Regions from separate parts of the Homo sapiens genome. Here regions 2 and 3 are each linked to region 1. A link is an interaction called in ENCODE POLR2A ChIA-PET data of the cell type or tissue named here. Cell type or tissue: OCI-LY7. All regions are shown on one strand. Each heading gives the region's core, and the rest is flanking DNA. Links, peaks and the distances in the headings are about the cores only. Region 1 holds the start of LOC105373096 (a long non-coding RNA gene). Region 2 holds the start of MIR12114 (microRNA 12114). Region 3 holds the start of KLHDC7B (kelch domain containing 7B).

Region 1 (8,852 bases), core at 853-8,852:
GCTGGGCGCAGTGGTCCTGCCTATAATCCAGCCCTTTAGGAGGCCGAGGCAGGAGGATCACTTGAGGCCAGGTGTTCCAGACTAGCCTAGGAAACATAGTGAGACCCTGTCTCTACCAAAATTAAAAATAAATTAGCCAGGTGTGGTGGCATGCACCTGTAGTTATAGCTACTCAGGAGGCTGAGGCTGGAGGATTGCTTGAGCCCAGGAATTCGAGGCTGTAGTGAGCCATGATCACCACTGCACTCCAGCCTAGGTTACAGCAAGAACCTGTCTCAAAACAAAATTAAAAAAAAAAAAAAAAAAAAAAGGCTAGGCGTGCTGGCTGATGCCTGTAATCCTAGCACTTTGGAAGCCCACAGTGGGAGGAGCACTTGAGCCCAGGAGTTCTAGACCAGCTTGGTCAATATAGCAAAACCCACATCTCTACAAAAAATACAAAATGAGGCCGGGCACAGTGTTTCATGCCTATAATCTTAGCACTTTGGGAGGCTGAGGCAGGCGGATTGCATGAGCTCAGAAGTTTGAGACCAGCCTGGGCAACATGGTGAAACCCTGTCTCTACTAAAAATACAAAAAATTAGCTGGGCATTGTATGCCTGTAATCCCAGCTACTCTGGAGGCTGAGTTAGGAGAATTGCTTGAACCCGGGAGGTGGAGGTTGCAGTGAGCTGAGATCGTGCCACTGCACTCCAGCCTGGGTGACAGAGCTGGAGTGCAGCTCTCAAAAAGGAAAAAAAAAAAAAAAAAGAGCCAGGCATGGTGGCACAAACCTGTAGTCTCAGCTACTTGGGAGGCTGAGGTGGGAGAACTGCTTGAGTCCAGGAGTTGGAGGTTGACCCTGTCTGTTAAAAAACAAAAAACAAGCCGGGCGTGGTGGCTCACACCTGTAATCCCAGCACTTTAGGAGGCTGAGGCGGGCTGATCACGAGGTCAGGAGATCAAGACCATTCTGGCTAACACAGTGAAACCCCGTCTCTACTAAAAAAAAAAAAAAAAAAAAAAAAAAAAGCATTAGCCGGGCATGGCGGTGGGCACCTGTAGTCCCAGCTACTTGGGAGGCTGAGTCAGGAGAATGGTGTGAACCCAGGAGGCGGAGTTGGCAGTGAGCCAAGATTGTGCCACTGCACTCCAGCCTGAGCAACAGGGCAAGACTCTGTCTCAAGAAAAAAAAAAAAATAAGGCTGGGCACGGTGGCTCATGCCTGTATCCCAACATTTTGGGAAGCCAAGGCAGGCAGATCACCTGAGGTCAGGAGTTTGAGACCACCAGCCTAGCCAACATGGTGAAACCCCATCTCTACTAAAAATACAAAAAATTAGCCAGGCATTGTGGCACGCCTGTAATCCCAGCTATCTGGAGGCTGAGGCAAGAGAATCGCTTGAACCTGGGAGGCAAAGGTTGCAGTGAGCGGAGATCACGCCACTGCACTCCAGGCTGGGTGACAGAGTGAGACTCTGTCTCAGAACAAACAAAAAAAGACAAAAATTTTTTTTCTAATGGAAAATTTACCTCTCAACATCCCAGCTCCCTCAGAGGTCTCTGGAGTGAACTCTGGTCAGTTAGAATACCACTTTCACTCTGGCAGCCATGCCCTCCCAGGCAGCAGTGCCCATACTCTGCAGTCTTAGGACACTTTTGTAGTTTTAAAAATTATTGGCCGGGCACGGTGGCTCACGCCTGTAATCCCAGCACTTTGGCAGGCCGAGGCAGGTGGATCACAAGGTCAGGAGATCAAGACCATCCTGGCTAACACGGTGAAACCCCATCTCTACTAAAAATACAAAAAATTAGCTGGGCATGGTGGCGGGCGCCTGTAGTCCCAGCTACTCAGGAGGCTGAGGCAGGAGAATGTCGTGAACCCGGGAGGCGGAGCTTGCAGTGAGCTGAGATCGCGCCACTGTACTCCAGCCTGGGCAACAGAGTTAGACTCCATCTCAAAAAAAAAAAAAATTATTGAGGACCCCAAAGAGTTTTTTTTTTTTAATATTGGTTATATCTATCAATGTTTACCAGGAGTTAAAACCAAGGAAATTAGCTGGGCGTGGTAGCACAGGCTTGTAGTTCTAGCTGCTTGGAAGGCTGAGTCCAGGAGTTTGAGACCAGCTTGGGCAGCATAGCAAGACCCAATCTCTACACAGCAGTGTAAAAATCAGCCATGTGTGGGGGCGCACGCCTGTAGCACAACAGTGTAAAAATTGGCCATGTGTGGGGGCGCACGCCTGTAGTCCCAGCTACTCAGGAGGCTGAGGTGGAAGGTTTGCTTGAGCCCAGGAGGTCGAGGCTGCAATGAGCTGTGTTCGCACCACTGCACTCCAGCCTGGGTGACAGTGAGACCTTGTCTTAAAAAACATTTTTGAGAGTTAGAAGGGCTGGGCGCCGTGGCTCACACCTGTAATCCTAGCACTTTGGGAGGCCAAGGCGGGTGGATCACGAGGTTAGAAGTTCGAGACCAGCCTGGCCAATATGGTGAAGCCCTGTCTCTACTAAAAAATAGAAAAATGTTAGCCGGGCGTGGTGGCGTGCACCCTTAGTCCCAGCTACTCAGGAGGCTGAGGCAGGAGAATCGCTTGAACCCAGGAGATGGCGTTTGCAGTGAGCTGAGATCACGTCAGTGCACTCCAGCCTGGTGACAGAGCAAGACCCCGTCTCAAAAAATAAATAAATAAAAAATAAAAAGTCCGACCAAATGGAAAACAGCTGGATTCTCATCAGCACTGCATTCAGCCCTCTAGGACAGGACACACCGCGGCTTCTGGGAGCCATGCTGTACCTGAGGGTGAAGATGAGAGAGGAGGCTCTCACACAGGAGAAGGGCTGTGACCCCCGGGATCCCAGGGTGGCCCGGCCATACCTTGGGAACCGCTCCCTGCATGTGCCTTCTCCAAACCAAGCTCCCACCCCCAGTCTTCCTCCGGGTGACTGGTGACCAGGAGCAGGGACCTGTGCAGGGCTCAGGCAAGACCCTCATGGAACCCCGAGCAGGGCACAGCCTGACCTGGGAGGCCTCCTTGCCCTGAAGATCAGCTCCATTTGTCCCCTTAACCTTGGCGTGGCCAACCCTGGGTGGCCTGACCCCTGGCTTTGTACTCAACTTCAGGCTGTACCTGGGCCCCAGGGACACTCTCAAAAAGGATGAGCCTGAGAATGTGGCTTTCCCTGGTCAGACATGCTGAGGGCCCCCTGGGCATGGGCACGGAGCTCAGAGGCCACAGGCTCCTGTGACTGGCAGACCAGGTGCAGAGTCCTGACCCCAGGCAGAAGGTACCCGCCTTTTCTCAGTTCTCCTCAGTGCAGACACATGAAGGCTCAGGCTGAGTGGCCCTATATCTCCAGCCCCTCATGGAGCTATCCTGAGGCACCCCTGTGGGTCCAGCCTACTCCCAGCTTCCACCCTCGTCCTCCTCCTGACCACTCCTTGGTGCCTGTTTAGCTCCCCTCCACCCACCTGTTCTAGTAAACCTCAGAGACCTCTTCACACATTCCACGAACACTGTATTTGGGGAGGGTCTGTTCTGTGCCAGGTGCTGGGAGGCAGAAGTAACCAGGACAGGGTCCTTAGAGAGACTTACTCTGCATTGGAAGAGGCAAAGCAGGACCATGGTAGCAAGCCCAGAGCAAACAGAAGAGCAGGGCTATTTTCACAGAGCAAGCTGGGCGTGGCTCACGCCTGCACTCCCAGCACTTCAGGAGGCTCAGGCGGGAGGATCGCTTGAGCCTAGAAGTTCGAGGCTGCAGTGAGCTGTGATTGTGCCATTGCGCTCCAGCCTGGGTGAGGGAACGAGACCCTGTCTCTCAGAAACAAAATGGCAGATGCTTTCATCCAGGGCCCGGCTCCTCACTGTCTGGGGGCTCAGGGCACACCTTGGAAGAAGCCTTGTTATAGCCTAAACCCAACTCAGTGGAGAAGCTGGGCAGATGGGATGAGGAGGGGACAGTGTGCAGAGGCCCTCCTGGCAGGCTTCAGGCAGCCCAGGAGACATTGCAGGGCCCACTGGGAATGGGGGCTCTGGGAGCTCCCTAGAGGGAAAGTGGTCCATGTGTGCGTGGACCTACTGGGCTGGGCTCCCAGGCTCACCTGCCCCACCTGCCGCCTCTGTCAGCGCACACCTGTCTTCCAAGTCATTCAGCGCCTGCTTAGCATCATGCTCTCCTCCACTGTCCACTCCTGGGGGTGCAGGCCTTGTCCGGCTGGGCGCTACAGGTGGGGCACAGGCCCTGGCAGGGGGAGGGTGGGTGAAGACTGCTGAGCAGGACGGGGAGAGGGCCTGACAGCAAGCTGCCATCATGGGGCAGGGGTGCTTCTGGGCCTGCATCTGAGCAAAGGCTGGGGGAGCAGCACGACCGGGGCCCTCTGGCTTGGCGGGTGGTGAGGGAGCTGGAGGACCAGCCAGGCGGGGCCCCGTGACCATCCCAGGTGAGGGGCCCTCTGGCTTGGCGGGTGGTGAGGGAGATGGAGGGCCGGCCAGGTGGAGCCCCGTGACCATCCCGGGTGAGGGGGCCTCTGGGTCCCTGAAGCACTACCCTTCTGATGCTGTGAACAGATGTCCGGGTGGGTAGGGGCAGGGGGGCCCAACTGCAGTCTGGGCAAGAGGTGGTTGGGTGGCTGTGAGGACCAGGGGTGTGAGAAAGGGGTCAGGAAGCTCACCCAATTGTGCTGGCCTCTTACTGAGAGGGGCCTGGGGAGGTGGGAGTAGAGAAGCCTCTGGCCGGCAGGGGAGTTGCCCGGGGCCTGGTGCCTGGAGGTCAGAGATAGGAGCGGGTCAGCAAGGAGCCAGACATCACAGCCAGAGAAGGTGGTGTGGGGAGGATGCAGCATGCTGTTGGAACACAGAGAATATGGTGTGGGGAGGATGCAGCGTGCTGTTGGAACAGGGAGCAGGGGGCGAGCCAGCACCTTGGGCACTGACCTGCGCCCCACAGACAGATGCTGCAGCTGCTGGGACGGTCACAGTCCAGCAGATGCTGTCGAGGGGTGTCGCCTCCTCGGACAGATGGTGTCACCAAGCACTCTGTCTTCCTCTGCAGCTGGTGTATCCGAACGACTTCCGGCTCACAGACAAGGAGGTGAGTCCCGGCCCTCTTGGGAATGGACAGGACCCAGGAGTGGGTCGGCCCTCACCGGGGTTTTATATGTTTCAGAAAAGCAGCATCTGCTACCTGTCTTTTCCCGACTCGCACTCAGGTAGGCAACCCCACCTTTCCTGGGGCTGGACATGAAGCCAGCTGGGCATCCCTGTAGCCTGGGCCAGGGGCATCATGGCTGCCTCGGCTGCCCCGGTGCCCAGAGTGCCACAGGGGTGAGCAGCACCAGCCCCATGCCCACTCCGTGGAGGCACCCAGAGCCCCGCGTTGCAGCAGGTCAGGCCGGTCCCCAGATTCACGTAGAAAGGGTGTCTCTTTGCAGAGGGACCAACAGTCAGTCTCCTACACCCCACACAGTGGCCGCCAGGGGCTGGGCCTCCCTCCCGCTCCTGCCCCAGGGTATAGACATCTGGGTGGCCATTTTCTGGTGCCTGGTTTTCTATCTCAAGCAGGTCAAGCCAATCTCCCAGAGAAGTTGAAGGTGCTTTTCTATGCGAATATATTCTAAGACTTGTAGGTGCAGGGTGTACAGAAGTCAGAATAGGAGCCCATTGGGAAACACAGACCCCTTGGGCTGGGCATTCTTTCTGGGGCTTTTTTTATTTAAACGGAGTCTCACTCCGTCACCCAGGCTGGAGTGCAATGGCACCATCTCAGCTCACTGCAACCTCCGCCCCCTAAGTTCAAGTGATTCTCCTGCCTCAGCCTCCTGAGTAGTTGGGATTGCAGGTGTGTGCCACCATGCCTGGCTAATTTTTGTATTTTTAGTAGAAACGGGGTTTCACTGTGTTAGCCAGGCTGGTTTCTGGGGTATATTTACCAGCAGAGGCCAGGCTCGCAGGGCCCTTGCTCCCCGGTCACCAGCTCCAGGGCCTGCAGAAGAGGCTCCCGGCCTTGACCCGTGTGGTGGGGCTGCCCCTTCTTAGGCTGCCTTGGAGACACTCAGTTCAGCTTCCGCATGCGCCAGTGTGGAGGGCAGAGGAGCCCCTGGCATGCCGACGACAGGCACTACAACAGCAGGGCCCCTGTGGCACTGCAGGTGAGCACTGGGCTGCGTCTCTGGCCTGCTTCTCCCCTGCTCCCCAAGGGTCCTGCCAGGGTCAGGCTGGTAGGAGAAGCCCCTTCAGAGTGCCTGGGCCCTGTGTGGCAGGAGAGGAGCTGGCCAGGCCCCACTGGCCCTGCAGTCCCAGGCACCAGCCCCAACTGAGGATGGGCCAGCTCTTCCAGGGTCTCCCCAGGGTCCCTGGGACTTTTCCTTGGCACCACACATCTGTGGCTGGGCACCTGCATAGTTGAACAGGGGCCCTCCCAGGGCCCCCAGCCCCCCGAGCCCCTCTCCACTACACCAGCGGACTCCCTGCTGTATCAGCAGGGGTGTTGCCCACCTTCTGAGCCCAGGACCTCCTGGCCTCCACCTTGGTGGCCAGAGTGCACGGACAGCAGCTCCAGGAGCCTCCTGGTTCTCCAGCCTTCCATCTGCAGCAGTCCCTGCATGCTCCTTGCCACTCCCAGCCCTGGGGCTGGCCAGGTGGTCCGGGTGGGGCGTGGCTGGCTAACACCATGCTCCTTGCAGAGGGAGCCGGCACACTACTTCGGCTACGTGTACTTCAGGCAGGTGAAGGACAGCTCTGTGAAGAGGGGCTACTTCCAGAAGGTGCGCTGCTTGGCCACTCTGGGCTGGCACCTCAAGAGCGGCAGGAGCTGGCAGGCAGCAGGAGGGGCTGTGGGCGGGCAAGGGGCCTGAGCCTCCAGCAGTGCCCACCCCTCCTGCAGCCCCACCTGGGCTGTGTCCAGCTCTCCTTGCCGCCCCCCCACCCTGTCCTCGCCGCCCCCCACCCTGTCCTCGCCACCCCCCCACCCTGTCCTCGCCGCCCCCCCCCACCCTGTCCTCGCGGCCCCCCGCCCTGTCCTCGCCGCCCCCCCCCCGTCCTCGCCGCCCCCCCCCACCCTGTCCTCGGGGCCCCCCGCCCTGTCCTCGCCGCCCCCCCACCCTGTCCTCGCCGCCCCCCCGCCCTGTCCTCGCCCCCCCCCCGCCCTGTCCTTGCCTGGCATGGGACCCAAGGCCCTTCTGTCCTGGTCCAGGACACTGCTGCCCCTCACTGATGGCTGGAGGGTCATCACACTGTCAGTGTCAGGGCAACCCAGCCTGGAAGCCATAGGCAGAGAGTAAAAGCTGCTCAGCCCCTGGGGAGGTCGTTCTAGAAATTCTGGCCACCGTGCGTTTCCCTCCGAAGGCCCTAGGGTCCAGCCCCACCGGCCGCCACCCAGGGAGTTCAGTGTTGGGTTTTCTCCTGTCTAATAATTCTGGGGTCCAAGTCAGGCGTTCCTGGGGCAGCTGTCCTGTGAAGTTGGTGGGACGTGCTACCCTGGGCCAGCTCCAGGTGAGCGTGGCTTCGGTGGTCCCCGTGGGCTCCTGAGTGGCGAGGGTGAGGCCTGGCACTGGGCCTCTAACTGGCCCCGTGGCCCTGCAGTCTTTGGTGCTGGTGTCCCGCTTGCCCTTTGTCCGGCTGTTCCAAGCGCTGCTAAGCCTCATCGCCCCCGAGTACTTTGACAAGCTGGCGCCCTGCCTGGAAGCAGGTGAGTGGCCATCAGTCGTGGCCATCGTGGTCTCATCATCCCAGCTGTGGCCCCTGGTGGGCTCGGCAGCAGCTTCTCCTTGGGGAGGGTCCTGATGCGGGCTACTGCATCCGCAGTGTGCAGTGAGATCGACCAGTGGCCGGCGCCTGCACCTGGGCAGACCCTGAACCTACCTGTCATGGGCGTTGTTGTCCAGGTGAGAGCCAGCTGGCTGGGGAGTAGGCTCTGCAGGTGTGTGGGGATGCCCTACTCCCTCTGGCAGCTGCTCCCTCCTTCTCCCAGGTGCGCATCCCATCCAGGGTGGACAAGTCCGAGTCCAGTCCTCCGAAGCAGTTTGACCAAGAGGTGGGAGCTGAGGCGGAGGTGGAGCTGAAACAGCTGGGCTTCACCCGATTGAGTCCTGCTCCTGGGCCGGGTGGTCCCACACCTGCTTCCTTGGTTCACCCTGCGGGGTTGTCAAACCCAGGCAAAGCCACAGGCTGTGTGTTGGTGTAGGGCTGGGTGCTCTCCACCTTCCCCTGTGCTGTGAGGCAGGGGCTGCTTGGGGCCCAAGGGGTGCCAGCCTCCCCTTGGCCCTGACCTTCACTCTCCTCCTCTCAGAACCTGCTGCCAGCCCCAGTGGTTCTTGCTAGCGTCCACGAGCTGGACCTGTTCAGGTGAGCCCCCTAGGGTTCTGCACACTGCTTTTGAGGAGCTCACTGTGTGTGCACGTGCATGTACGTGCATGTGTGCATCTGTGTGTGAGTATGTGTGTGCGTGTGTGTCTGCGTGAGTGCACGTGTGCACGTGTGTGTGTGTATGGCCAGCGCCATGTGGGGACTGCCCAAGGGAGGCAGCGCTCATCCTGAGTACCCCTTGGGACAGTTCTGGAAGGAAGGAGGGAGAATTGTCTAGAAGAGGAAGCAGGTGCCCACATGTCTGCAGCCAGTGGAAATAGGCACAGTGGGCAGGAGGTTCTGAAAGACAGGTGTCAAGGAGAGGCTGTCAGGAGAGATTCACTGCCTGAGGCCGCCTTCTCTGCCTCTGGACAAGTCTGCAAGGGAGCCTGGGCTTTGAGACCATCCTGCTCTGTGCTGGGCCCGGCAGGAGCCAGGGCTGCACTTGGGATGGGCACAGGGTGACGGGAGGGGTCTGGGCGGGTACCCCCCAGCCCAGGTCAGCAGACCCTGCCCCGGCTTTGGGGCCACTTC
Region 2 (9,704 bases), core at 1,023-9,022, 86 kb before region 1:
AATGAGCCAAGGTCACGCCACTGCACTCCAGCCTTGGCAACAAAGCAAAACTCCATCTCAAAAATCATCATCATCGTCGGCCGGGCGCGGTGGCTTACGCCTGTAATCCCAACACTTTGGGAGGCCAAGGTGGGCGGATCACGAGGTCAAGAGATTGAGACCATCCTGGCCAACATGGTGAAACCCTGTCTCTACTAAAAATACAAAAATTAGTTGGGCGTGGGGGTGCACGCCTGCAGACCCGGCTACTGGGGAGGCTGAAGCAGAAGAATCGCTGGAACCCGGGAGGCGGAGGTTGTGGTGAGCTGAGATTGCGCCACTGCACTTCAGCCTGGCGACAGAGCAAGACTCTGCCTCAAAAAAATCATCATCATCATCATCATGATCAAAAGGCAAAGAATCATAAAAATAATCTTGAAGAAAAACAAATAAAGAGATATAGAAGAAATGTGATTAGCCATGAACAGATGATGTGGAATCTGAGTGACAGAGACATGGGGGTTCATGAAATATTTTCTCTCATTTGTAGACGTTTGAAAGAATTCATAATGAAGGGCGGGGAAAATGCGGACGGTCATTTCACTGAAGCCCCACCTTTAGGCTACTCCCACAGTTTCAGGAAACACAGGAGGAAGGCTCAAGGCATCCCTGCCTCACAGCTGGCCGTGAGAACAAGCCAGCTGCTGGGTGATGGAAAGTTTCGCTCTTGTTGCCCAGGCTGGAGTGCAATGGCGCAATCTCAGCTCACTGCAACCTCTGCCTCCTGGGTTCAAGTGATTCTCCTGCCTCAGCCTCCTGAGTAGCTGGGATTACAGGCATGTGCTACCACGCCCGGCTAATTTTGTATTTTTAGTAGAGACGGGGTTTCTCCACGTTGGTCAGGCTGGTCTCGAACTCCTGACCTCAGGTGATCCACTCGCCTCGGCCTCCCAAAGTGCTGGGATTACAGGCGTGAGCCACCGCACCCAGCCAACAGAAGAAATGTTTAACAGTTCAGTTCATATTACTTTAATGCCTTAAGTACTGGGTGAGAGAATGGAAGAAAAATATTATATGAAGCAGTAAAATTATAAAGAAAATATCCGAAAGTGGCAGGGGAATAAGATCAGGTTATGGCAAATTATGAGATACATGCATCTAGTCACTGGGCTGCAAGGGCCAGGTAGTAAAGGTTTTTACAACATCTACTACCACCTCACAGCCACGACAATCCCCCGGCCCACACCACAGCTCCCCGCTGCCTCCACTCCCACTCCCATTCTGCCAGCAGCCTCACACCCAGCACGACCCACTGCTGCTGGCGACCTTCACTCACACTCAGCTTCAGAAGGAGCTGAGGTGAGGCAGTCCCCTGGCGGCCCTTGCAACTCTCAGATTTACAGCGCAAGGGAAGACGGCATTCCACTGAACACTCACATGCATGCTGAATGTCGTCAAGGGGAACCGCGGCCTTCGTGGAGCTGCGCTTTCTCAGAGCTCAAAGCAGATGTAAGATACTGGTTTGTGCCCTGACTGAATGTTTGATGGTATGAAACAATTACGGTTAATATTTTTGGAGTGTGATCATGAAATTCTGATTATATTTAAAAGAAAAAAGTCTTTATTTTAGAGATACATAGCTGGGCATCGTGGCTCACACCTGTAGTCCCAGGACTTTGGGAGGCCTGGGCAGGCAGATCACTTGAGCCCAAGAGTTCGAAACCAGCCTGGGTAACATGGGGAAACCCCATCTCTACAAAAAATATTTTAAAAACTAGCCAGGTGTGGTGTTATGTGCCTGTAGTCCCAGCTACTCAGGAGGCCGAGGTGGGAGGATCACCTGAGCTTGAGGAGGTTGAGACTGCAGTGGGCTGTGTTGGAGCCAGTGGACTCTAGCCTGGGCGTAGTGAGACCCTGTCTCAAAAATAAATAAATGTACATACATACTGAAATATTTACATGAGAAATAATCTGGTGTCTGGGATTTGTTTTAAAATACTCCCATCAGGGATGGGCGGGTGGGGCATGACACAGGAAAGAAGACTGGCCAAGGCGGACTGCAGGGTGCAGGCACAGGGACCACCACGCCTCTCTACCTGTGTGTCCACAGCCTGGAGGGGCAGAAGCCCAGGTCAGGTCACATGTAAGGCAGGAGCAAGGATGGACTCCAGGAAGACCCCGTTACAGCTGGCTGAGATGAATTCACTAACTGCTTTTGCAGAAGTCTAATGCTAGAAGTGACCTTTGTTTTGAAAGAATAAATGCTCTGGACAGACAGACACGCCACCCAGACAGATGAAGCTGCAGACCTGAGAAAGTGGATGTCCAAGGTCCTGCCATGATGCCCCAGGACCTCACACCTCCACCTGGTCAGTGACAGCACAAGATGGCCTACTTTGGGGCACTGTGCAGCTCCCAGGGATGGTGGGAAGTGCTGCTTATTCCAGAGCCAGCTATAAGAAACACTCCTTCTTTTTTTTGAGACAGTCTCACTCTGTTGCCCAGGCTGGAGTGCAGTGGTACGATCTCAGCTCACTGCAACCTCTGCCTCCCAGGTTCAAGCGATTCTCCTGCCTCAGCCTCCCAAGTAGCTGGGATGACAGGTGCGCACCACCACGCTCAGCTAATTTTTGTACTTTTAGTAGAGACAGGGTTTTGTCATGTTGGCCAGGCTGGTCTTGAACTCCTGACCTCAAGTGATCTGCCCAGCTCGGCCTCCCAAAGTGCTGGGATTACAGGCTTGAGCCACCGCACCCAGCCAGAAACACTCTTTCAAATTCCAGCTCCCAGACTGGCAAAACCCACACACTGCTCCACGTGTTGCGCAGAAGAGTCACAGATGCTGTTCCCGCGGCCGGAGGATGAGTCGCACCGCCAGGCTCACAGCAGGACACGTCAGCATCCACCATGACGGTGCCCCAAGTCACGGAGGCTTTGCACGTGATTTACCTGTTCGGTTTTTCTTGCAATGAGATTGCCAATGGTCTTGCTGAAAAAACTGGCGAGCAGAGGATTGAGAGGCGGCTCATGGTCCAAGAAGTCGTACAGGAGGCTCAGCAGGCTCTCGTCCCCACCGAGGCGGTCGCTGATCTGCGGCACATCACAAGTCAGAAGCTCACAGGCTGTGTTTGGATATCTAAAAGGGCACAGTCCAAGCACTGGAGGTGAAATTAGACTTCTCCAACTCTTAGGAAGCTGCTTACATAGTCTGCTTCTTAGGAAGCAGACCCACGTGATCAAACAAACACTACAGACCTCAGAACAGAACAAAAACGTGACTACCTGTGACCAGCTGGTATTTCTGACTACTAGAAGTTCAGTTTTTTAACATACCTTCTATGCTCCTCATGCCCTATACGCTGATATCTGACATTTTCTGACCCTACTCCCATTCTTTAAATAACCTTTCTCAGTCTTCCGGCTTTTCCTCTCTCCAGGCCTTCACACTCGCCTGCCAGGTCTCTCACCTCCCTCTAGGCCTTCACACTCGCCTGCCAGGCCTCTCACCTCTCTCCAGGCCTCTCACCTCTCTCCAGGCCTCTCACCTCCCTCTAGGCCTTCACACTCGCCTGCCAGGTCTCTCACCTCTCTCCAGGCCTCTCGCCTCTCTCCAGGTCTCTCACCTCTCTCCAGGCCTCTCACCTCTCTCCAGGCCTCTCGCCTCTCTCCAGGCCTCTCGCCTCTCTCCAGGCCTTCACACTCGCCTGCCAGGTCTCTCACCTCCCTCCAGGCCTTCACACTCGCCTGCCAGGCCTCTCACCTCTCTCCAGGCCTTCACACTCGCCTGCCAGGTCTCTCACCTCTCTCCAGGCCTCTCACCTCTCTGCAGGTCTCTCACTTCTCTCCAGGCCTCTCGCCTCTCTCCAGGCCTCTCACCTCTCTCCAGGCCTCTCACCTCTCTCCAGGCCTTCACACTCGCCTGCCAGGCCTCTCACCTCTCTCCAGGCCTCTCACCTCTCTCCAGGCCTCTCACCTCCCTCCAGGCCTTCACACTCACCTGCCAGGCCTCTCGCCTCTCTCCAGGCCTCTCACCTCTCTCCAGGCCTCTCACCTCTCTCCAGGCCTTCACACTCACCTGCCAGGCCTCTTACCTCTCTCCAGGCCTCTCACCTCTCTCCAGGCCTTCACACTCGCCTGCCAGGCCTCTCACTTCTCTCCAGGCCTCTCACCTCTCTCCAGGCCTTCACACTCGCCTGCCAGGCCTCTCACTTCTCTCCAGGCCTCTCACCTCTCTCCAGGCCTTCACACTCGCCTGCCAGGCCTCTCACCTCTCTCCAGGCCTCTTACCTCTCTCCAGGCCTCTCACCTCTCTCCAGGCCTTCACACTCGTCTGCCAGGCCTCTCGCCTCTCTCCAGGCCTCTCACCTCTCTCCAGGCCTTCACACTTGCCTGCCAGGCCTCTCACCTCTCTCCAGGCCTTCACACTCGTCTGCCAGGCCTCTCGCCTCTCTCCAGGCCTCTCACCTCTCTCCAGGCCTTCACACTCGCCTGCCAGGCCTCTCACCTCTCTCCAGGCCTCTCACCTCCCTCCAGGCCTTCGCACTCGCCTGCCAGGCCTCTTGCCTCCCTCCAGGCCTCTCACCTCCAGTCTAACCACACTGTTTCCGCGAGGCCACATCTGTGGCCATTTCCATCTTCCCCTCCACTGAGCCTCTCCTTTCCTTCTAAGCCATGCCCCTTCCATCAACAAACACAGACCACTCCATCCCTAGACGGGAGAAACACCCATCAGCCGCTCAGGAACCATGTGAGGGATGAGGCACTACGCAAGAACGTTATGACTAAGAAATACCAACACCTGTGAATAAGGTACTTTGCTCCCTCTTTTGTAACTGGTAGACAGAGGTGGGTGACAGCCATCGCCCCAGGAGAGGTACACCCCACAGCCCAGGACGCAGCCCTCAACAGCAGCCCCCATAGCAAGGCCTGGTGCATGACCCTGCCTCTGGGAATGCTGGGGAGGAGCCCAGGGCCCACCCAGTGGGAGCGTCCTGTAGGAATGGCTGTCTCAGAACAGGCCTGTCCTGACACCAGCAAGTGACCTGTCCTCTCTGTGTCTGGGTTTTCTCATCTGAACGTGCAGGTAAGGACGGGCACGGTGGCTTACACCTATAACCCCAGCACTTTGGGAGGGTGGGCAGGTGGATCACTCTTGAGCTCAGGAGTGGGAGACTAGCCTGGGCAACATGGTGAAACTCCGTCTCTCCAAAAAAAAAAAAAAAAAACAAGAAAGAAAGAAAAATTAGCCAGGCGAGGTGGCACATGCCTGTGGTCTCAGCTACATGGGAGGCTGAGGTGGCAGGATGGCTTGAGCCCGGGAGGCGCAGGATGGCTTGAGCCCGGGAGGCAGAGGTTGCCGTGAGCCAAGATCACACCACTGCACTCCAGCCTGGGTGGCAGAGTAAGACTCTGACTTAAAAAAAGAATATATGCCGGGTGCAGTGGCTCACACCTGTAATCCCAGCACTTTGAGAGGCCGAGGCAGGTGGATCACCTGAGGTCAGGAGATTGACACCATTCTGGCCAACATGGTGAAACCCCATCTCTACTAAAAATACAAAAATTAGCCAGGTGTGGTGGTGGGCGCCTGTAATGCCAGCTACTGGGGAGGCTGAGGCAGGAGAATCACTTGAACCTGGGAGGCAGAGGTTGCAGTGAGATGAGATCAAGCCACTGCACTCCAGTCTGGGTGACAGAGCGAGACTCTTGTTTCCAGAAAAAAAAAAAAAAAAAAATAGAATGTGCAGGTGACAGTGCCTGCCCATGCCTGTCACACAGCAAATGTGTGCTCAAGGTCAGCTGCTATGACCTTCCTTCTCTTGCCAACATGTGGCCACCGCCAGGTAGAGAGGCAGCCCTAGCACTGGACCTAAGCCAAGGTGGTCCACGCGACCGGCTGGAGGGGCCAGGGTTTGAGAGACTCTATAGGAAACAGCTGGCCAGGCCTGGCAGCCGACCAAGTGTGGAAGGGGAAGAAACGCAATGATCTCGGCTGGCTGGGGGGTGGGTGTGCCTCATCAGCCCAGACAAGAAAGTGCCACTTTTAGAGCTCTGAGGAACAGCGCCTGTGAAGGGCAGGTGGAGTGTAGAGGGTCAAAGAGTGGCCCAGCAGGCTTGGGTTTGGGAGAGAGGACCTGGCTGGGGCCCGATGGAGTAGGGTCAGGGCACAGGGGCACTGCAAGCTGGATGTGTGGGCAGAGAGGGGGCCTGAGAGCTGGCGCAGGGGGCTGGGGCAGGCCCAAGCTCATCCCCTCACTAGCCGACCTCACTAGCCGAACTTTCTGGCCTTTAGTGTCCTTGTCTGTTAATTGGGGCAGGCAGTACCCACCCTGTGGGATGTCAGAGGGGCTGGCCAGCAAGTGGACAACACATGGTCCCTCAGGGCAGGAGGACCAGAGAGCAGGAGAGGAGGGCCAGGTTGGCAGCCTCAAAGGCCACAGTGAGGCCCCAGGTCTACCAGATCTCTAACACTAAGACCGGTGAGCTGGGCAGGGGGAGGAAGTCACATCCCATGGGGTGAGGAGGAAGATCAAACGTAAGGAAGCAGAGAAACATCCAAATCATTCCTTGAAGAAGTGTCTCAATACCACAGGGAACAAACTGATTTTTTTTTTTCTTGAGACAGAGTCTTGCTCTGTTGCCCAGGCTGGAGTGCAGTGGTGCTATCTCAGCTCACTGCAACCTCCGCCTCCCGGGTTCACGTCCTGTCTCAGCCTCCTGTGTAGCTGGGATTACAGGCATGCACCACCATGCTCGGCTAACTTTTGTATTTTTGGTAGAGACGGGGTTTTACCATGATGGCCAGGCTGGTCTCGAACTCCTGACTTCAAGTGATCTGCCTGCCTTGGCCTCCCAAAGTGCTGGGATTACAGGCGTGAGCCACCACACCCAGCTCCAAACTCATCTTGTCTACACACGGACAAACGTGTGCACACATGGCACAAACCAAGCTAGAAGACACTGATTCTCTAGATGGAGGGACTAAGATTTTCTTTTTTCCTTTATCAACATTTTACAGTTATTCTTCAAATGACAGGTGCTGCTCTAGTAGTTTTAAAAATGTATACAAGGTATAGAAATTCCAGTCAAACACAGCAGATGGAGCACACAGGCTTGTTCATATTCCCTCTCAAACTCCATCTCAAATAACACAAAGAATTAAAAAGACAAGAATGGAGAGGCAGAAACGACGAACCAGCCTGGAGGACTGAAGCAGCCGGCCACGTGAAGACTGACTTGGCACAGGGAAGGCTGAGTTTCAGGAGCCCACAGAAGGGGCATCAACTAGAGATGAGAATTCAGGCCACAGAACTCCAGAGAGGCCTGGACACTGATTTGGCGGCCAGTAAGGGCAGGGTGGGCTGAGAACTTACAGGCCAGGGCAGTGGGACATGTCCCTTCCTTATGGCTCCTGGGGCCAGGGACACCAGGCACAGCCACAGGGTGACCAGACACCATCCAGAAATAGGGAACTTGGTAAAAAAAAAAAAAAAAAAGAAACTGGGGTGCCCCCAGCCCTCTTCCCAACTCAGCTCCTGATACTGACAGGTCCATTCCCCACAGGGGAGAGCTAGAAGGATTCTTTTCTGGGAAAAATAATGGGACAAAGAGAAAAGTCAACTAGTGGCCTCTAAGCTGTGGTGAGTAAGCCCCATGCAGATCCCAAACTCTGTGCAGGATCTAGGGCCCCACTTATGAAAGAAGCGTGGTGCTGACCAAGCAGAAAACAAGGCACACGGAGGAGAGCAAGTGTAGAGAACAGAAGGAAACTCTTTTAAACTACAATGTTCTCAGAGATGACACATTAAGACTGTGTATCCATGAATGAGAACTTGAAGCTTTTATTAAAATATATGAGAATAAGAAACTGCTCTTAGAAATTAAAAATATGGGCCAGGCGTGGTGGCTCACGCCTGTAACCCCAGCACTCTGGGAGAACAAGGCGGGCGGATCACTAGGTCAGGAGATCAAGACCATCCTGGCTAACACGGTGAAACCCTGTCTCTACTAAAAAATACAAAAAAATTAGCCGGGCGTGGTGGCAGGCGCCTGTACTCAAGAGGCTGAGGCAGGAGAATGGCGTGAACCCAGGAGGCGAAGCTTACAGTGAGCCGAGATTGTGCCACTGCATTCCAGCCTGGGCGACAGAGTGAGACTCCGTCTCAAAAAAAAAAAGAAAAAAGAAAAAGGGAGGCTGAGGCGGGAGAATGGTGTGAACCCAGGAGGCAGAGCTTGCAGTGAGCCAAGATCGCATCACTGTACTCCAGCCTGGGCGACAGAGCGAGACAGACTCTGTCTCAGAAAAAAAAAAAAAAAATTGGCCTGGCGCGGTGGCTCACGCCTGTAATCCAGCACTTTGGGAGGCCGAGGCGGGCGGATCACGAGGTCAGGAGATCGAGACCATCCTGGCTAACACGGTGAAATCCCGTCTCTACTAAAAAATATAAAAAATTAGCCGGGCGTGGTGGTGGGCGTCTGTAGTTCCAGCTACACGGGAGGCTGAGGCAGGAGAATGGCGTGAACCCGGAGGTGAAGGTTGCAGTGAGCCGAGATCGTGCCACTTCACTCCAGCCTGGGCGACAGAGCCAGACTCCATCTCAAAAAAAAAATAAAATTTTAAAATATGACAGATGTTAAGCATGGTGGCACCTGTGGTTCCAACTGCTTGGGAGGCTGAGATGGGAGGATCACTTGAGCCCAGGAGTTTGAGTCCAGACTGGGCAACATAGCAAGACCTCACATCTAAAAAACAAACAAAAAATAATGGTAGAACTTTGAAAAGTCAATAAAAGGATGAGAACTTAAAAGATGAAGAAGTCTCTCAGATGTAGGCCAAAAAGGCAAAGTACAAAACATTAAAAGCAAAAATAAGGAAAGCATTAATTTGAGTAATCTAACACCTCATTAGAAGTCCCAGAAAGAGAAAAGAGGGAAAATATCAAAGAAACAATATGAGAAATTTCCCTCAGCTAATGTCACAAATGTACAGACTAAAAGGGTTCAGGGAGCCCAGAACAACAAATGAAAGAAATGGATATCCACTGTTGACCTCATTTGTCTACTCGGGATATCTTTGCTTACTTATACAACTTTTCCCTTAGAGTCAATATTTTTCTGTTTGCTTGATTTTGTACTTACCTATTACTAAATTCGCCCAAGCTCTGACTATGAAACTCTCTTGGCTCAATGATGCTCTTTGGGGATCCCCTGTCCTGACCCATGGAATAATTCCACATTACTGGGAAATTGAGAAACAATAGGGCTTAGAAAAGAACCTAAATGCCCTCAGAGAGGAGAGAAAACAGGTGACACACGTGAGCCAGGAGCTTGCTACATCAGACTTGTGAGACTAGAGGACAACACGGAGGCTCCCAAAGCCCAGGGGGTAATGCCCAGTCTGAACTTCTAATCAGAGGGTCTCAAACACGCAGGCCCGATGCCCTAAACATCACCACCCACGAACTCCATCTCAGGAAGCTGTTTTAACAGAGTGTAATTTACCACAGGAAGTCAACCGAAGAAGAGGAAGAAGCCATGACAGGAGATGGACAATGGATGTGGAGTGGATGGTCAGTGGCCCAGGAACTGTTATGGCAAAGTTCCCTTCCTCCCAGTGTTTCCCTTGGTGGAGACGCTGTCTTTCTTTCAGTTCTGCCCTGAGTGCAGCAAGTCTCTCTGCGGCAGGGGGTGCTTCCTGGGGGCCCGCTGTGACCCACTGCTGCTTC
Region 3 (8,235 bases), core at 1-8,000, 230 kb before region 1:
GAGGGTTGTAGCAGAAGACCTCGTTGGAGCAGACGGCCTTGGCACCGGAGCCACGGATGCCCCCCGCCAGAAACAGGTAGTTGTGCATGGTGCAGAGACCGCAGCCCCGAAGCGGGGCCTCCTCGGGCACCTGGGTCAGGGGCCGCCAGGTGTTCTCCCGGGGGTTGAACACATGCAGGTGCGCAGGTAGAGGCAGGGACACAGGGGCCGCCGCAGGAGGCTCCTCGCCACGAGGGCCCCTGGGGAGCCCTGAGCGGCCCCCCTGGTAGAGGCTGGGCAGTACGAGGACGCCCAGCACCGCCCGGCCCCGGCCGGTCCGCAGGCTGAGGATGCGCTCGCGGTCGGCCGCGCTCAGCCGGCGGTAGAGGCACGGGTCTCCCAGCACTCGCAGCAGGTTGTCGCTCATCAGCGCGTAGGTCTCCTGCGCCAGGCCGGGCTCTCCGTGCTGCTGGGCAAAGGCCAGCACGTCCAGGCAACTGCCCAGGTCCAGCCGCCGCCGCAGGGCTGCCGCCGTGGCGGGCTCCAGGGCCCGGGAGCTGGGCTTCCGGGGCCCCTCCACCACCCCCCAACCCCCGGGCCTCTGCAGAAACACCATGAGCTTCCGGGCCTCCTCCTGCTTTTCCGTGAGCGCCCCGCTGCGGCCGGCAGGGCTGCCCCCCTCCCCCGGCGCCTCCCCTTGAGGGTCCCCCGAGGCGGCCGGCCTGACCTCCTGCTCCGAGCTCGGGGCGATTTCGCACCTGCTGCGTTTCCGTAGCTGGGGTACCGGCTGTGAGCGCCTCGCAGAGGAGGAGGCCGCGGGGCCAGGCGGCCTCTGCGCGGGGGGCTGTGCGGGGCCCCTGGGCATCGCGGCTTGGGGCAGCGGGTCTAGACTTTTCTCCCTGGTTCCCTCTCCTCTTAGGCCTGGGGGAGGGTCTGGGCTGGGCGATCCGTTGGTCTCGGAGCTTCTTGGCTGTGGCTGACCTCCAGCCTCAACCAGGCCCCCTGTACCTGTCCCTATGACTGTCCCCACTGAAGAAGAGGGGCCGTGTCTGTCCTCAGAGTGTGTGGAAGTGCTGGGACCCACGGGGCTCCCGGGAACCGCCCTCGGGACACTCCCTTGGGGCCTGTCTTGCCTGGGGAAGGGGTGGCTTCTAAGAACCATGGCAATAAGGTTTCCCCAGCTGGCTGAGACCTGCCCCTCCTGGTAGCGCCTGGGGAGAGCCACACTCTCCTGAGGCTTTGACCCGTCAGCTGGGGCAGGGGATGCGGCTGGGGTTGGGGTTGGGGCTGAGGTGGGGGCTGGGGCAGGGGATGCGGCTGGGGTTGGGGCTGGAGTTGGAGCTGGGCTTAGGGCTGGGGTTGGGACTGGGGTTAGGGCTGGGGATGCGGCTGGGGTTAGGGCTGGAGTTGGAGCTGGGCTTAGGGCTGGGGTTGGGACTGGGGTTAGGGCTGGGGATGGGGGTGTGAGGGTTGGGACTGGGACTGGGGCTGGGGCTGGAGTTGCGGCTGCAGCTGGACTTGGGGCTGGGGCTGGGGTTGAAGTTGGAGCTGAGGTTGGAGCTGGGGCTGGGGCTGAGGTGGGGGATGAGGTTGAGGTGGTGGCTGAGGTTGGTGCTGAGCTGGGGGATGAAGCCAGGGCTGGGGCTAGGACTGAGGCTGGAGCTGAAGTTAAGACTTGGGCTGAGGCTGAACTTGGGGCTGGCGCCGCTCTGAGATTTTCGCCCACGGAAGGATCCTGGGTAACCTCCAGGGGCAAAAAGTCTGAAGGAGAGGGGAGAGTCAGGGCTTCAGGTGGGAACCCCGGGCCGGGAGCTGCGGGCGGGGAGGCGGAGCGCGGGCGAGGCTCACGGCTCCGGGAGGGCGCGCGGCTGTGGCCGGCTGCAGCCGGCTTTGCTTGCTCCGGGGGCCGGGTGGGCCCCAGGTCAGCGGCAGGACTGTTATCTCGGGAGCTGTCAGCCCCGGCCTCGCCGGCATCGTAGGCCCCTGTGGCACCCGGCCCTTGGGACGAGAGTGGGCGACCTTGAGGCGGACTCTCTAGCCAGGGGCGCGTGGAGTCTGGGGCTGGGCCAAAGCTCCGGGTGCCCGGGACCTCCCTGCTGACCCAGGGCCAGCCTCCTCCGGGGGCAGGGACCCCCGAGGCCTCCCTGCTCCAGCCACCCTTGGCCCCAGAGCCTTCCGTCTGAGACCCAGGCTGCAGGGCGCGGGGAGCGGGCAGCGCCGGGAGTGCGGGCTCCTGGGCGAGTGGGGGTCCTGTGGGGAGGCCGCGCGCGTGGGCGTCCAGGGCGGCGGCCCCGTCCACCGCGTCCCACACGCTCCCCGCGGCGCCCAGGCGGAGCGGGTCCAGTTTCCGGGGGCGGCGGGCTCTGTCTCCCGAGCCAGCGTCCATCCGCCGCCGCCGGCCCCGGCCTCTCCCCATCGAGCCCGAGGGCCCCGCGCCCGCCTGCCAGGGGCCAGTGTCCTGTTGCCCCGCGGGGCCTGCGGCCTGGCGAGAGGACGCCCTGACACCACCTGTCTCCGCCTCCGCTTCGCTGCCAGGGCTCCGAGGAGTGAAGTGGATCAGGAGGGGGGCGGACATCCCCCCTGCTTCGCTCCTGCCCAGGAGGGCAGTGCCTGGCCTGGGAGGCTCCTTTCCTTCCGCTCGGGGGGCCGCGGGGGTGGCACTGCCCCGTTGCTGTCCTAATGCCTCTCTGCGGGCCTCCTCGACAGCCGTCTTGAGTGGAAGCCGGGCCATGGCGGCCAGGCCCCCGCCCGGCGCTGCAGCAGGGACAGGGCTCTGCTGGCCGCGTCCTGGGGGCTCTGGTTTCCCCTGCCCTGGGCTCTGCCCCTCGCTGCCATCACTGACCTTAGACTTCGGTTGCAGGGCCAGCTCAGCTCCTCCTGCCTGATGAGGTTGAGCCCCGAGGGCTGTGGACACCGGTTCTGCCGCCTCTTGATCGTGCCCGGAGCCAAACCAGTGTAAGGCCAGCGCTGTGGCAGCCACCACAGCCAGCGCCAGGAGGGCCAGCACAGCACTATCCCAGTCATTGTCACTGTCCCAGTCCCAGCCCCAGAGGGGACCATCTGGCTCCAAGGTGCCCTGGATCATGGTTCAGGGCTGCAATAGAGGCCTGATGGCAGGCTGGCAGTGCATGCAGAGCACAGAGGCCTGGGCTGAGGCACCGGCCAGCGCCTGCCCCAAGGGCTGCCCAGTTAAGGTGGACCAGTCCTCCAGGGCCTGGGAATGGTGGGGTCTCTGCTTGCACTCAGGCCTGGGGGTGTCAGTAGGGCCTGGCTGCAGATATCAGGAGACAGCGAGGCTTATGGCAGGATAGGAGCCCAGGGTCTCTGCAAGCACCCCACCAGCTCCTGCCCTCTTCTCCTCCTCGTAGGCCCCAGGGTCCTCAGGCAGCGTTCCTGAGCTCTGTGCTGTCATCACAGCCAACCTGCTTCTGCCTGGTAGACCCTCACACCCCTAAATTTATTCCACACCCCACAGTCCCTCCTCTCAGCCTGGGCCCAGCTTCAGGGGGCTTGGCAGGGAAGGGTTACCCACAGGGAGATGTTATCTCTAGCTCTAGCAATGTGATGTGGCCCTGATGAAATCACCAGAAACCGGAGAGGCTGATTCCACTGTGGGCCAGCAGGGGAGGGGTGGGGGCCGTGCACGGGAGGGTGCAGGCTGTGCCTGACGGTGGTCTCTCAGGCTGAAGAGGGAGACCCTGGACACGGGTCCTGGCAGTGAGCATTATCATTGCAGGGGTGCTGTGGAGGTTTGTACTGGGGCACAGGGAGGGGGCATAGAGAGGAGACTGAGGCTCCCATAGCTCCTCCTCCAGCAGCTTTTGGACTCCTTACTCTGGGTTTACCAGACATGGGATAGGGTTATCAAGTCAAGAGAAAAAAAAAATTAATGGGATAAATAAAATCCAAACATATTTCTCTCTTTATGGCCAGGCTTATTTCAGCCCACCTAGACCTTCTAGGATCTCCTGGACCCCCTGCGCCCATCGAGAGTGTCTTGACTGCCCAGATGAGACTCTCACTGTGCCCCTGGAGAACCCTGAGCCCAGCCTGCCCCCTACTCCAGTTACCGCATCAGCCAGCACCTGGATCCCTTAGAAACCACCCCCCTCTGGCCCCAGGTGCTCTAATAGCCAGACTCTGGGTGTCTTCATCTCAGTCCTCAGCCTTCCCTTATCTGAGCTGAGGACTCGCCCTCGAGACCACATCCTGGCTGGTACCTCCTAGCCCTGGCTCAGGCCGGCATGTAGGTACTTCTGTTGGATGTGAGCACTTGCTTCCTGAGGGAGAAGCCTGGGCTCCTCCACCTGCTCCTTGCTTAATCCCATCTCAGGAGTGTCTCGGGCCAGGTGCCAGGTGAGGCTCAGACAAGAAAAAGAGCCTGGAGTCCCTGGGACAAAGGCAGGGCTCCCTGGAAAGTACCGTGTGTATTTTTCCTTCCTCTGGGACACAGCAGGCCTGGGGATTTCTCCCTTACTCAAGCAGCAAGGAGATGGCCTAGGAGTGTCCCTGGCACCCAGCCTGAACCCTACTGAGCCTCAGGTAACTCACCTCCCAGCTCCCCCTGGGACTATTAGATGACAGGGAGAGGGTGAGGGTGGGCCCCATGCCTTAAGGTGGACCTCAAGTTGAGGGAAGGCTTTCTAGACCGTGCCCTTATTCTCTGTCCCAGTCTCAGGCTCTGCCTCTTGGTTAAGTTTGGGGTCCAGAAACCTTCAGAGGATGGAGATGACACCCATAAATATTAGAGACTGAGTAGGGGGCGGGAAGCGGTGGCGGCAGCGCACCCCCGGGGTGCAACTGCCCTGGAACTCCAAGTGGTGGCTTCAAAACTGGATTAAAATTTATTTCCGCGAAACCCTGGAGTCACGGTCCGGCGCCGACTGGCGTTTTCTGCCGTAGACTGAGAACGCGTCAGGGATGGCTCCGTTGGCAGCGCGCGCGAGCGCCCCCGGGCCGCGCCTGGAGGGTTGACAGCGACTCGCGGGCGAACTGTGAACCCGCAGCCCCTGGGCTCCGAGCGCAAACCTGGCGACTGGGAGGGCCCGGGGAGCGGGTGAGCCAGCGCCAGCCCCGCCGGCCCCAGGAGCGCGAATTTCTCTACATTTCCGGCTGTGGCCGCAGTTGGAGGATGGGATCAAAACGGGCAAAAAAGTGCGACCTGGGCCGAGGTGTCGGATCGCCTCGAGGTGGGAGGCCGAGGTGTTGGATCGCCTGAGGTCAGCAGTTCGAGACCAGCCTGGCCGACAGGGAGAAACCCTGTCTTTACCGAAAATAGAAAAATTAGCCGGGCGTGGTGGCGGGCGCCTGTAATCCCAGCTACTCCAGAGGCTGAGGCAGGAGAATCGCTTGAACCCGGGGAGTTGCAGTGAGCCGAGATCGCGCCACTGCACTCCAGCCTGGGTGACAGAGCCAGACTCCATCTCAAAAAAAAGAAAAAAAGACACCAGCAAAGGGTTTTTTTCTGTTAATAACTAGGTCCCCCCAACCCCCCAAAAAGGAGGATGGTTAAAAGCAGAAAAGGCAAAAAATAAAGGCTTTTGGCCGGGCGTGGTGGCTCACACCTGTAATCTCAGCACTTTGGGAGGCCGAGGCAGGCAGATCACCTGAGGTCAGGCGTTCAAGACCAGCCTGGCCAACATGGTGAAACCCCTGCTCTACTTTAAAAAAAAAAAAAAATTAGTGGGGCATGGTGCCGGACACCTGTAATACTAGCCACTCAGAAGGCTGAGGCAGGAGAATCGCTTGAACCCGGGAGGCGGAGGTTTCAGTGAGCCGAGATCGCACCGCCACACTCCAGCCTGGGCGACAGAGCGAGACTCTGTCTTAAAAAATAAAATAAATAAACTCTTTTATATTTCAAAATCTGAAGACAAATCACTGTAGTGCAGATAAAATAAAACGTTCATATCATTTTATTATTTTAACGTGTTTCATATTATTTTAACGTGTGACATTAAACAATTTCAGGGCCGGGCGCGGTGGCTCAAGCCTGTAATCCCAGCACTGTGGGAGGCCGAGACGGGCGGATCACGAGGTCAGGAGATCGAGACCATCCTGGCTAACACGGTGAAACCCCATCTCTACTAAGAATACAAAAAAATTAGCCGGGCGCGGTGGCGGGCACCTGTAGTCCCAGCTACTCGGGAGGCTGAGGCAGGAGAATGGCGTGAACGCGGGAGGCGGAGGTTTCAGTGAGCCGAGATCGCGCCACTGCACTCCAGCCTGGGCGACAGAGCGAGACTCTGTCTCAAAAAATAAAATAAATAAAATAAAGTCTGTTATATTTCAAAATCTGAAGACAAATCACTGTAGTTCAGACAAAACCTTCATACCATTTTATTATTTAACGTGTTTCATATTATTTTAACGTGTGACATGAAACAATTTCAGGAAATTGTATTAGGTATTGCGCTCGTGTCTTCTTAGGCGTCCTCATCCCTTTTCACCTCGGAGCTCAGCGTCTTCCTCAGCAGCACTTCCATGTCATCTGCCCCGTGAAATCAGCCTAACGCCGTTTCTCAATGACGTGGATCGCCCTAGGCCACCGCAACCTTCCGGAAGCTCTCTCAGCTCAGTTCCCATTCTCCCACCATCTCTTGGTTCTCCTTCTACCTCACCGGTTGCTAGTCCTCCGCTTCGCAGCTGAAAATGTGCCCGGGGCCTACTGTGGGCCTAGCCAGGCCTGCTTACGCAGTGCAGTTTCCCATGAATGATGCCCAGTCATTATCACATAACCTGTGGCAAGCCAGCAAGATGGCCCTGGTGACAGCAAAAGAAACTGCACTAGGACCTGAATGTAGATCTCAGTCATGTTCCTTACTAACAGCACGTTTTGCAACCATGCGTTAAAGAAACATCTGACTCACAACAAAATTTTAAAGGGTTTATTTGAGTGAAAAGCAATTTATGAATTGGGGAACACCTGACTGAAAGAGCGTTAGTATTCCAGAGACAAAACATCAAGTGCAAGTTTTTATTGGGAAAATGTAGAAGCACAATAAAGAAATTATTTGATTGGTTACAGTTATAGAGTTGCTTTCTTTGGCTTATCCTGTTGGAAAGTCAGTAGTTATATAATCATGATAGTTGGTTACTTATGATTGGGTAGATTAAAATTTATCTCTGTCTAATGGAAGCATTTATCAGAAACAACTCAGCCAGGCATGGTGGCTCACGCCTATAATCCCAGCACTTTGGGTGGGAGGCTGAGGTGGGCAGATCACCTGAGGTCAGGAGTTCAAGACCAGCCTGGTCAACATAGTGAAACCCCATCTTTACAAAAATACAAAAATTAGCTGGGCATGATGGCAAGTGCCTGTAATCCCAGCTACTCGGGAGGGTGAGGTGGGAGAATTGCTTGAACCCGGTAGGCAGAAGTTGCAGTGAGCCAAGATTGCGCCATTGCACTCCAGCCTGGGCAACAGAGAAGACTCTGTCTCAAAAAAGAAAAAAAAGAAATGACTCATGCCTGTAATCCCAGCACTTTGGGTGTGAGGCCGAGGCAGGGCAGATGACTAGTCTTTGAGACCAGCCTGGGCAACATAGCAAGACCTTGTCTCTACTGAAAAACAAACAAACAAAATAATGGCTCAAGTTAAGTTTCACTTATGTTTTCAATTTAAGCAAGGCTGAAGTCACTTACGAGACCTAACTTGTTTTGTCTGCTTAGGGATTCTTCAGGCCCGGTCTCCATTTTAGTTTACTTAAACAGCCCGGGTGCAGTGGCTCACACCTGTAATCCCAGCACTTTGGGAGGCCAAGGCAGGTGGATCACCTGAGATCAGGAGTTGGAGACCAGCCTGGCCAACATGGTGAAACCCCGTCTCCACTAAAAATACAAAAAAATTAGCTGGGCATGGTGGTACTCACCTGTAATCCCAGCTACTCGGGAAGCTGAGGCAGGAGAATTGCTGAACCCAGGAGGCAGAGGTTGCAGTGAGCTGAGATCGCACTACTGCACTCCAGCCTGGGTGACAGAGCGAGACTCCGTCACAAAAAAAAAAAAAAATTTACTTCAACAAATCCCCACTGGGCAAGCTGAGAGGATGACCAGATGGTAGAGCTTTGCTCTCTGTTACCACTGAGTGACGTAGTCACTGGAGTGCAGAGTCGTGTACAGGTGATCACCATCATAGACCTGGGTGGTGGGGTGTTGAATTCTGTAAGTTGTTTAATCCTGATGGCAATCATTTGATGTGAGAGTGGCTGCTGGAAAGTGTTGAAACCCTTGAGAGGATACAATGAAGGAACTGG

What was found. ChIA-PET counts read pairs that join two places held together with the same protein. Peaks named below come from ENCODE experiments on the same cell type or tissue, not always from the same donor. Only the 100,000 strongest peaks of a DNase experiment are listed, where the experiment ranks them.
Region 2: POLR2A ChIA-PET joins it to region 1 with 12 read pairs; 5 of 35 experiments call an interaction of 5 or more read pairs at or near these places.
Region 3: POLR2A ChIA-PET joins it to region 1 with 11 read pairs; 2 of 35 experiments call an interaction of 5 or more read pairs at or near these places.

What each region holds. Positions count from the first base shown.
Region 1 is chr22:50,315,180-50,324,031 of GRCh38, reverse strand. It overlaps DENND6B (DENN domain containing 6B), which reads left to right. Exons shown (of 20, transcript NM_001001794.4): 2 at 5,029-5,067; 3 at 5,143-5,185; 4 at 6,012-6,124; 5 at 6,659-6,739; 6 at 7,557-7,662; 7 at 7,779-7,858; 8 at 7,945-8,007; 9 at 8,263-8,318. LOC105373096 (a long non-coding RNA gene) reads right to left here and starts at 6,713. Exons shown (of 6, transcript XR_007068159.1): 1 at 5,906-6,713; 2 at 4,911-5,082; 3 at 4,649-4,820; 4 at 4,079-4,218; 5 at 3,449-3,573; 6 at 1,970-2,773. RefSeq lists enhancers at 2,572-3,072, 5,646-6,146, 6,147-6,647, 8,650-8,852. In OCI-LY7, for the core only: CTCF peaks have their summits at 5,312 and 5,516; DNase peaks (open chromatin) are centred at 4,991, 5,911, 8,151, 8,631 and 1 weaker place; H3K4me3 peaks cover 3,610 bases; H3K27ac peaks cover 4,183 bases.
Region 2 is chr22:50,400,100-50,409,803 of GRCh38, reverse strand. PPP6R2 (protein phosphatase 6 regulatory subunit 2) reads right to left here. Exons shown (of 24, transcript NM_001242898.2): 4 at 2,929-3,115. It overlaps MIR12114 (microRNA 12114), which reads right to left and starts at 2,362; the gene lies at 2,280-2,362. RefSeq lists enhancers at 2,415-3,614, 9,472-9,704. In OCI-LY7, for the core only: no CTCF peak of the experiment used is centred there; no DNase peak of the experiment used is centred there.
Region 3 is chr22:50,541,073-50,549,307 of GRCh38, reverse strand. KLHDC7B (kelch domain containing 7B) reads right to left here and starts at 3,409. Exons shown (of 1, transcript NM_138433.5): 1 at 1-3,409. The coding sequence starts at 3,064. KLHDC7B-DT (KLHDC7B divergent transcript) reads left to right here and starts at 361. Exons shown (of 4, transcript NR_199716.1): 1 at 361-412; 2 at 2,840-2,934; 3 at 3,913-4,521; 4 at 6,409-7,005. It overlaps LOC102724608 (a long non-coding RNA gene), which reads right to left. Exons shown (of 2, transcript XR_430484.4): 1 at 7,852-8,235; 2 at 6,295-6,741. RefSeq lists silencers at 214-373, 454-883, 4,794-5,088 and enhancers at 6,476-6,645, 7,334-7,628, 7,917-8,026, 8,087-8,166. In OCI-LY7, for the core only: CTCF peaks have their summits at 631, 3,615, 4,717 and 4,918; DNase peaks (open chromatin) are centred at 647, 4,147 and 4,917; H3K4me3 peaks cover 319 bases; H3K27ac peaks cover 73 bases.